Regions from separate parts of the Homo sapiens genome. Here region 2 is linked to region 1. Evidence: read pairs that join two places in POLR2A ChIA-PET (ENCODE). Cell type or tissue: MCF 10A. All regions are shown on one strand. Links, peaks and the distances in the headings refer to the core of each region. The heading gives the core; the rest is flanking DNA.

Region 1 (5,384 bases), core at 182-5,181:
AAAACTTTTGTTTCTGGTTCTGTTTTTCTTTTAATTTGTGTAATGTGACCAGGACGTCTGTGGCCAGGCTAGCCAGCAGCCGTGTGCTTTGTTTGCTGGTTGGAGCCTGGCCAGCCATGGAGGTGGATCTGCGGGCCTTTGGGGCGACTCCTGCCTCAGCCTCCTAGAGCTCTGATAAGCACCGCTGAAACTCTTTGAGGTTCAGTGTTCTCATTTATGAAATGAGGACTGATGGTTGCTTTTCTAGGTATGTGAAAGACCTAGCACAGTGTCTGCTGCATACCAGCTGCTCAGATGTTATTGCATTACATTGAAGAATTTTTTAAAAATCTGTCTTGATAGTGCAATGTGTTGTTGTAACCTATCACTAGACTCACTGTGGGTACTCTTGAGAATGGGCTAGTGGTGATTAATCTGGTGTCCTTAGGAGCTCGATTTAGAAGGAGGAGGGCTATCATGTGATTATTGCAGCCCCCGCCTCATGAGGTCAAGCCCTCACACTTGCAGTGGGCCTGGTAGCTGCAGACATCCAGAGCTCACTGCCCCTAAGGCTGTTGCCATCAGGGGCCCTGCAGGGAGCAGAGTGCATTCTCAGGATGGGCAGTTTGAGGTGAGTTTAAATAAAGTGACTTTTTACAAAGGCAGGGCAGGGGGTTCACAGCCTGGAGTAGTGAGGGGGCCCTAACCACTTCTAACACCCTCAACCTGAGGGGAAGGGATGGTTTTGAGGCTGCACCTGGCTTGGTGAAGGGCCGATCTCCAATGAGACAGCCCGCAGAGAGGGTCCTCCTTCGCCTCACTCCTCCCTGCCAGTGCCCAGAGAGCTCGGGATGCATACAGGTGGGCCTCGTAGTGGGGAAGGCAGGGAGTGGCTCTGGGGGCAAACAGGATGCGATTTCAGACATGGGGCAGAGAGCCAGGTGCCCTCGGCTGAGCTGAGGACAAAAACAAGTCAGATGAGTTGTGCAGCCCACATTTTTCTTTGCTTTAGATAGGAGTCCGTTCTTAAAATGGAATCAAAGTGACTGGACAGAGACCCGTTTTGATGAATTTAAGCTGGTGGCTTGTTGGGTAATCTTCCTTCGCTTGCTTAGAAGCCTGGAGACCTGTGTTCAGGCGCGTCTGAGTCACTTGGTGTATTAGGACTTGAGTTGCCCTGTGGTAAAATAAAGGGACGGACTTGATCAGGGCTTATCAAGCAAGTGGTCTACAGGGCCAGGTAGCACATATTTTAGGCTTTGCGGCCACACAAGGTCTCAGTCTCATGATCATCATCTCCTTTTTCTTCTTTCTCTTTTTTCTCCTTCCCCTTCTTTAAAAACACAATCTTTTACAAATAAAAATCATTCATAATTCATGGTCAATACAAAAGTGGGCGAAGCGCCATTGTGTGTCAGCTCCTGGACTAGATCGTCACTCCCCTGTGTGCTTTGTGCACTGCTGTGTGCAAGGTGATTTTAGGGAATGCACATGCGTTTTTATTTTAATGGTATGTGAGTTCTAATGTGTATTAGGAAAAATAGATGACTAGCACCTTAAGAGTTCACTACCCATAGTTGTAGCTACGCGGGGCCCTCCAGGAAACAGTTGGCTCTCGCAGGCTGAGTGGTGGATGTGAGTTTTAAGACCTGATTCCAGGTAATTTTGGTGGTGCTCCATTTATGAGAGTAATACATCGTCGTGGTTTTTTAAAAATTTGCCTAAATTATTAAAAGATGGATTCCTTTAAGGAGAAATATTATAAGGGACAGTGTCCATACCACACAGAGCAGAACCTCACAGAAGAGGTACGGGGTAGACTGTGGTCTGGAGTGGATTAGATCAGCTCACTCCTCCCCAACACCACATTCCTTGATTATCCCACGTTTTAGATGTAGCCTGTTGGGAGCATTTCACATTGATGAAAATATTCTCAGCACTTTGAGAAGTTTTGTGTAAGTTTAGAGGAGAAAACAAGAGGGCAGAGCCATTTTTTCGATGGAGTCCTGACTGGCAGGTGCCAGGCATGTGGGGTGCCTGCCCACCCTGCCCCTCTGTGAAGAGCTGTCCCCTGGGTGGGAGCTCTTTGGAGTCAATCCCTCCTAGAAGTTAGGGCCACCTCACCCTCAAGGGCATGCACGTTCCAGCAACACAGCTAGTGATTTAGGCCCAGGAGAACAAATTAAGTCCAAAAAAAAAAGAGGCCAAGACTTGCAAGAGCTTGCTTAATTCCCTTTGGTAATTACTGGCTGTCAGTCTCCTTGAGCCTGAGCCTGTGCTGCTCTCCCGAGCTCCTGGCCACACCCGAGACTTATTTGTCTTTGTGGGCTTCTTTAGAACTGCCGCACTGTCCGGGTTGCATCCGTGGGAGGGATGCCCGCCTGCAGGGAGTTGTACCCAGCAGCTTGTAAACACCCAGGAGTGTGGCAGGAGCTTACCTGTCAGGTGTGCCTTGGCAGAGAAAAGGCTGCGGCCAAGCCCTTTGAGCATTCCGAACATTCAGTGTGGGAAGCATCCCAAAATTTGTCTCCCACTCACTGAGTTGGGCATGTCTTTTCCTATCCTCCCGGATGACTTTTTTGCCCTGGTAGTGAGCCCTGATGGCCTTAGGAAATACTGGGCTGGGCTAACAGACTGTTCCATTTTGACTGCCTGATGAGCTTTTACTCTTCTGCTTACCTATGTAAGCCACCCTATTCTTTTTGAGATCCTGGACCATAGGTATCCACAGAGTGAGAGGGCTTCCCTTCCCCCACACCCTGTTTTGACCTAAAAGCTTAAAAACCACGTGTATGGCATTATTTAAACCAAAAAATGCTGCAACCTGCCCCATTTTTATTATTCTGCGCCCTGTCACCATGAAATATTTAAGCTGCGTATTAAAACAGGAGCTTGTATTTGCAATGTAACAGAACACCAGAAGATGAGGCGGCAGTTGTAGGGAGAGTTTATCAAATAGGAGCTAATTTCACCCTCGTGAAACTCTCAAAGCAGAATGACGGTTACATGTAATAAATAGCTTGTGCAAGTAGAGTGGAGAGCCTCTTACCAACGGCAACTGGAGCCATGATGATTGATTTCTAGGGGAGTGGGGTGGTAGAGTTTTGACTTGAAGCAGAATTAAAGTATGTGGGAGAAAGTGCTGCCTTAGCAACCGAACTTGAATAGAAGTTCAAGTTCAAATCTGCCTGTCATGGTTAGTGGGAAAACTATACTGGGGTCCCTTTGGATAGGGCTCCTCTTGACTTTTTTTACAAAAAATAGTTTTATAAATCTGATTTACATAGTATAAAGCTCACCTATTGAAAGTATAAATTCAGTGATTTTTAGCAAATTCACAGGATTATGCAGCCATCGCCCTAATTCTGGAATATTTTCGTCACCCCTAAAAGGAAACTCGTACCCATTAACAGTCATTCCCCACCCGTAGCCAAGCCGTACACAACCACTTATTTCCTTTTTATCTCTATCCTGGACATTTCATATAAGTGGCATGACACGGAATGTGACCCTTTATGTCTGGCTTCTTTCACTTAGCATCGTGTTTTCAAGGTTCATCCGTGTTGCAGCATATGTCAGAATGTCATTGCTTTTTATGGCTGAATAATATTCCTTTGTCTGGATGTACCACATTTCGTTTATCCATTCAGCAGTCGATGGACGTTTGGGTTGTTTCTGCTTTTTGCCTATTATGAATAATGCTACTGTGAACATTGGTGTACATTTTCATGTGGACACTTGCTTTCCTTTATCTTGAGCATTGACCTTAATGGAATTGCTGTATTGTACCTCTGTGCACTTTTTGAGGAATCTTCTTAGTTGTTTTGTTCTTCCGTTTTGAATTGTAAGTATTTTTTAATTGTGGGACAATACACAGAACAAAAATTACCATCTTAGCCATTTTTAAGTGTGCAGTTCAATCACATTAACTACATTTACATTGTTGTACAACCATCGCTGCTGCCATCCTTTTCTTGGGTTTTGGCGAAACAGTCCACACCATCTCTTAGGCCCCAGAAAGGATAAATAACTTTGGCTTTGACTCAGCAAAGAGGTGGGTTAGTAATGATCTAACTCACTGCCTTTTGAGAGGTGTGAGAGTCTAGACAGGGTGATGGTTCCTTGGCCCAGAACCGCAGGATCCCTTCTCTGTATAGATGCTGCTGCGTTAGGAAGCTTTGGATAAGAGGAGCAGGATGGGGATAACTTGAAGAGGCTGCCCGAGAACTGGGAGCAGGGAAATGGTAAGGTGGGCTACTGTCTGCATCCTGGGGGAGCCCACCGGGCATGTTTGAGGGACACTGTCTTTCCCGGGCTTTTCTCCAGGGCATAAGTAGGTGCACAGAGGCTTCTTTTTGTGTGTGGTGGACTGAGATCCACCTGTGTCCTGGCAGATGGCAGAAAGGGATCCTGAGTATAAAGGTATGTGGATCAGATTTACTGAGTCACTGGAGAGTGTACAAGTGTGGACCAAAGTGTGTAAGTGTGTTTAAGGAAGACCGTCATAGACCTATAAGAGGTCCTGGAGAAGGTGGGCCTAGACCATCAACAGCAGGCCCCCTCTTCCCCACCTCTTGGGAGGCCAATGCCCTGGTGCTCCTTGAACCCTTTGTGCTCCTCCAGGCCCTGTTCTGGGAACGCCTGCTGGGTCTGTTGGCCCTGCCCTGAAGTACTCCCCAGGCCTCCTTTCTCTCTCTGCTGGCCATCTTGAGATTACCCTGCTGTATTGTATTTGTATTGTTTGTATTGTACTCATGCATCTTCATGAGCAGCTCTCTTATCTTCTCAGTAACATAGTCACCTCCTCACTGGAAAGGTCTGTATTTTATACTCTTTTGGGTTAAGTCACTGGCAGACAGAAACATCAATATCCTAATTCAGGATGGATGCCACAGTCTGCCCAGTTAGCTCATTAATTAGATAATTCTTTAAAAATATTGACAAACCATTAATTAAGAGCTGATTATTCACACATCAAACAATTCTTCACTTAAACTAGAGGATTTCTTTAAATAGCAGCTCCCCCTGGCTGCATTTATCTCTTTGTGTAGTTTATTAGCTATTTGGCAGAGAAATTTCAGAATGCCAGCTACAAGCCAGTGCAGTTGAAGAACAGAATGTAATGGAGGGAAAGTATTTCTGGAAGCATGTCATTTATTCAAAGAAATTATCTAAGAATGTATTTCTTTTGAAAAGTGCTTAATATATTTATATATGTAATCTCTATTTATTTTCTTAAATAATTCTGTGAATGTAGCAGTATTTTCTGCATTGGAGAAGGCAGGATATTGAGATTCAGAGTAATTTGCCCAGGCTTATTCAGCTAGTCCATGGTTGAGCAGGGATTGATATCAATGTCTTCCTCAGGACCTGTGCCTCCTCATCCCATTGCCTCTGACTGCATT
Region 2 (5,384 bases), core at 198-5,197, 200 kb before region 1:
ATTTTACATAAAATACTTAAATTAAAAATCTAAGTCTATATTGTATCACATAATGTACTAAAGATCAGCAAATTAAATACTTATTGATGTTAATAACAAATGTGTGGCAAATATTAATAGCAGAAAATACTTCGTGCAACATACTTGTTGAAGGAATTAGTTTTCCTTAGCATACCCTTCTGCTATTTAGTGGAAATATTACTAACAGGTGGAATAGTCAGACACATAGCTATTATTGGGTCAAAGGTTCAAAAAAATCTTGTTATACTTAGGATATGTTAATAACACCTGAAATTCTTCATTTAAGCTATATTCTAAGATTTCTCTAAATTTTAGATCCCTGGAGAGGGGAAGGGAGATAGCATATTACACCAGTGAAGTACGTGGAAATCATGACACTCTGTATAAGATAATGAAACATGGGGCTTCAGGTTTCTGCATCTCAAAAAAAAAATTCAAGTATTTTTAGAATATCAGTCTTTGTTTCCTGTGAATTAAACAATTACTGTCATTTACCTTTGTATCTATGGAGCACTTCCATCTTGACCAGAAATATTCTATTAAACAATAATTTTGGAATTGATGAATTCAAAGCAATTCATACTATAGTGTTAGAGACTTATTTGATCTTTCTTCTAGAATAGGAGGGACCTGGGAACAATGGGATCAGAAGGCAACAAAGCCTTACAGGAGACAGAAGAGGGAAGAGACTAAAGGCATGGAGCGGGGGCAGGAAATGACGGATTCATTTCTCCTCTGCTCATTTCTGCTGTGCCTAAGTTACCTATAGGCAGTGGTTTTATCAAATTCACATTCATCATTTTGAATAGTCAAAAAAAGGGCAAAAGAAAAGTCTCTAGTTACTTCCTTTATCTTCTGTCACTCTTTCAGAATACTTTAAACTATTTTTTTGTGTTAACCATTATCTCTTTCTATAGGAAACAAACACATTAGAATTGTTGACAAAAAAGACAAAGGAATTCTCAGATCATTACTAAACTCAAAGCTTAAATTGTTACATCTGCAAGCTCATGAAAATTACTAAACCTTTACCCTATCATAACACTAGTGTCCTTAAACCTTTATTTTAATGGAGTGGTTTCCATCTTTTACAATAATATAAATTATAGGCTGAAGTTAAATATTCTGTTACCCATTCTGCCTACCAGTTTGTCTTATTTTCTTTGTGTGTACACTTTTCTAGCTTTCATGTTTGTACAGTACCTCCAAATATATATAATTTTTTTGGTTTCTTCCAAGTCTTCATTTTGGGTGAGGTGAACTAAAGTTGTATCTTCTCTAATGTTTACTAACTGACTTCAGATAGACAATAAGATAATATATCAACATTATCCAAAAGTAAACAGTTTTTTTGTTATTCTCAATATCAATATATTAACTGTTTTTTAGATCTTTGTTAAGCCTGCTGTTTTCTAGCCTTAAATGTACATTTTAACAGGTACAAATATTGGAGCATTATAATACTATGTGTTAATTACTGGTAATTGAAATTAATTTTAAAATGATATTTCTTTTTACTCAGTAGGTCTTTCCCAACTCATTTGTATTAACTTTAAACTTGGGGACTACAATTTGGTACATTTTAGTATTCTTTAAGAAGCAAAACGAGTCTTTTTGCAGCTCTTGCTACTTAAAAGAATAAGTAATAACCAAGGTTGCGGTAAATGTATGAATAGTGACTGTTTCTAATAGTAGTAGGAAGCTCCAAGGGCCTTCTTTGTACTCTAACTGATTTGGATCTGAATTTTTAAAACAATATAGTAGTACCTTAATTATATGTTGGAATATACCTAACCAGTACACTGGATTCTTTTCAGACTGGGAAGAAGAGCAGGTCAGCAGTCCAAATATTCTACGACTTATTTATCAAGGACGATTTCTACATGGAAATGTCACATTAGGAGGTAACAGCCACCTTTGTAATGGGATTTAATGTCTGTCTCATGGTAGCATGATTCGCTTGTTTTAAATGTTAATGTCTTTGAATTTGCTAAAAAAAATGATAAATTCAAACTATGAATTCTGCCTATTTCTGGTATGCCTACTCCTTCACATTGTATATTCTGTTAAATTTAGTTTTAGGACTGTAGTAAGTATTTACTACCTTGTGAAATAAACTCTATCCCAGTATAGGTAGGATTCTATACCTACTATTTTTTAAATGTAACGTTATTATATTTCCAAATAATATATAATTCAGATGTAGTATTTTAAACTTAAGACTGGACACACAAACTAGGAAAAATTTATGATAGTTTTCAAATATATGAAGGGATGTTTTCAGATGTTTCTACCTGATACAGTTGCTAATCATGTGAGAATAAAGTAGGTGGCTGACATTAGAGCAGCATTTTAGCATAATAGTTGAAAGAACAGATTTTGGAACTAGACTATTTAAGTTATATGTTAGCTGCACTACTTACTGGCTGTGTAAACCTTGGGCAAGTGACTTAACCAACCTGTGTTCCAGTTTCCTCATCAGTAAAATGGAATTACAGTAGTGCCTACCTCATAGGTTAAGAAGGGTAAATTACTTTATATATTCAAAGTGCTTACGTGCATAAATGGTGCTTGGCACATAGTAAACACCTTAATTGTTAGCTATTATTGTTCTTTATATATGATTGGAGAAATGTAGCTCAATATTGCCCCCTTATGGGGTATATTTTCTACCATCAACAGGATTTGATGGTAGTTTTGAAAATAGGTATTTCAAATATATTCAGATAATTGGAAACGTATAGGCAAATGAAATGGTCTATCTAAATATATATTTCACTGAATATAGTCTGAGTTTTTCCTCTAAACCTAATATTTAATCTATTTTTCCTTAAAGGTAGAATATTTGCATTCATTCATTCAGCATGTATTTATTAAATTCTTATGGGCCAACACTGTGCTAAGCACTTGGGAATACAGGATTGAATAAGACAGAAGCTCTCCCTTCAGGTTGCTCTAGTATTACATAGGACAAACAGATAAAATGCACTGGTAAAAATCCTGGGCAATAAGGGCTAAAGTAGATGAATGCAAATGATTTTATGACAATGTCAAGTGAGTAAAACATTTCAGGCTGTAATCTCACACTGAGTTTCACTGGTAGTATTATAACTGGTCTAAAAAATGCTGCTATCTACTAAGAGATATCTGGCACTTTAAAATGGAGCTTTTTTGATTTGTAGCTTTTTTTTTATAGCTTTTGTATAAATAGATGGACCAACTCTTAATGCTCTTCATGTAAGAATTGACTGTTAGCTCCCTGGCTATATTGTACATTCATTAAGGATGGGACCATGTTCTAGTCTTTTTAAAATTCTCCATGGCTCATACAAGATCTTATGTGAATTAAAAATTGGTAAATGTTGGTTGAATTTAATCTATCGATTATATGAGTGAACCTTGAAATGCTCCATTTCCCTTTTGAGTATTGATCTATGTGAGCAATTTCCCACCAACTCCATTCCTTAATTATCTTTTCTGTTGTGACCTCAGAGTTTGAACTTCATATTAAAGCTCATAGAATTTGTGTTAAAATCAAAACTATTGATTTATTCCCACTAAAGTATAATTTTTTACCAGTATTTTTTTGAAATCTGTTTTAGAATAATGAACAGATTGACTTATGTAATTATTATTGTAATTCTGTGTTGCTGTCCTTCTTTTCAAAAACAATAAACTATCTCTAGTGTAGAAGCATGGCCTGGACCTCCGCGTTAATAATTGTAGCTGGATGTTTGAGCAAGTTTGGATAACAACATTCAACTATTTGTCTTTTGGGTCTCAGTTTTTCTTTTTAGCCTCCCTGTGTTCTTCAATGTGAATAATAAAGAAGATAGCACACAGGGAAATACAACCATCTTTAAATATTTGAGTGGCCTGTGTGGAAGAAGGCTTTGTGTGGCCCTAGAACTTGCTCTGTATAGCCCTGTGAATTAGACTTAGGATCAGTAACTGAAAATCAAAGACAGTTTTCTCTTCAATATAGGAAAGAATATGTGAACATGTTGAGCTACCTAAAGAAAGAATAGACTGCCAGGGAAAGTTAGTGAGATCTTGTTATAGGTAGTGGTCAAGCAGTGGATGACCACGAAGTAGTGGGTATACAGCCATGGGTGGAATTCAGCCATTATGCAGACAAAGTAGGAAGCCTGGGCATTCTCTGCCATTCTTGAAATTTTCTGCTTAAGTTTCAGGTTGAAATGTTTGGTTATCAAATGTCTTAAAACATAGCCCTGAATCCCCCCTTTTTAAAATAGAACCTTTATAGCCATATAGAGTTTCATTTCATTAAAGGAAAGGTGTGACAGCAGCCTTGTTAATCGGAGGGTGAAGAAGATGATCAGCTAAAGCTTTGGCATTCAGTATGGCCCAGATTAGCATTTCCAAAAATGTGGCTCTGAAATAGTGGGCATGAGACTCATCTAGGATACTTATTTTAAAATGCAGATTTCTGCATGCCCTCTCTCCCCAACCCCCATCTCCTAATTTTACTAGTGAATTGAATTCCTGGGTGATTTTTATGTACGCTAAAGGTTGAAAACCTCTATTCTGGATATTGTACTGTGTCATAGGAGAGAGCAGAAGCATCCACAGTGAAAGGAAGAAAACGCATTTTAGATTCTGGTATTCCTCTTCTTTCACATTTTTAAATGTTATTAACATCAATACCTACTATTTCTAGTTAAAATTCAGATGGAGAAGAAAAATAATAGCTCCCACGCATTACATTTGTAACTTCAAATGGTAAGCCTCTCAGGAGCTTTCCAGGCCTGTCTTGACATTTTTTACATATATATCTCAGTTTACCTACCTTTTTTCTCAGATTCATTTTCCTTGCTATCTCAAAATGATGATGGTAGTATATACTGAATGCTTTCTTTGTACCAAGTTCTGTGCAAAGCACTTTGCTTGGATTGTTTGATTTAATGGACACAGCTACAAAGGGCAGGTAATGGAATTAGTATCTCCAGTTTAGTTGAGGAAACAGAAGCTTAGAGGGTAAGTAACTTGCTGAGAGTTACACAGTTGGAAGTAGCAGAGATGAAAATTTGTAATCCAGGTCTGTCTTATTAGAGTCAAGAAGACGGGTATGAGAATGATATACAGCTTGGTATGTGTACATTTTAAGTTCAGTTCAAGGTTTGAAATGTTGATCAGGCTTTCCCAACTATTTAGTGAAAATTTTAATAACATAAAGTCTTACTTACATTTTGATTTAAGTCAGGCCTAGGAAGTTATTCTAAAAGCCTCCCTTTTTTCATTATGTATTTATGGGCCATCGTGCTTCATTTGAACATCAGAGGTTAAAAGTGTAGACCAAATAATGGCTGGCCAACTTTAAATGAGATTGGAACTCACCTTGA

Evidence for each region. ChIA-PET counts read pairs that join two places held together with the same protein. Peaks named below come from ENCODE experiments on the same cell type or tissue, not always from the same donor. Only the 100,000 strongest peaks of a DNase experiment are listed, where the experiment ranks them.
Region 2: POLR2A ChIA-PET joins it to region 1 with 5 read pairs; 2 of 35 experiments call an interaction of 5 or more read pairs at or near these places.

What each region holds. Positions count from the first base shown.
Region 1 is chr13:29,564,634-29,570,017 of GRCh38, reverse strand. All of the region lies in intron 1 of SLC7A1 (solute carrier family 7 member 1), which reads left to right. Among named protein-coding and RNA genes, the nearest start is that of SLC7A1, 28 kb to the left of the region's middle. RefSeq lists an enhancer at 1,822-2,327. In MCF 10A, for the core only: a CTCF peak has its summit at 4,992; a DNase peak (open chromatin) is centred at 2,417.
Region 2 is chr13:29,768,653-29,774,036 of GRCh38, reverse strand. UBL3 (ubiquitin like 3) reads left to right here. Exons shown (of 5, transcript NM_007106.4): 3 at 1,839-1,925. Among named protein-coding and RNA genes, the nearest start is that of UBL3, 79 kb to the left of the region's middle. In MCF 10A, for the core only: a CTCF peak has its summit at 2,687; no DNase peak of the experiment used is centred there.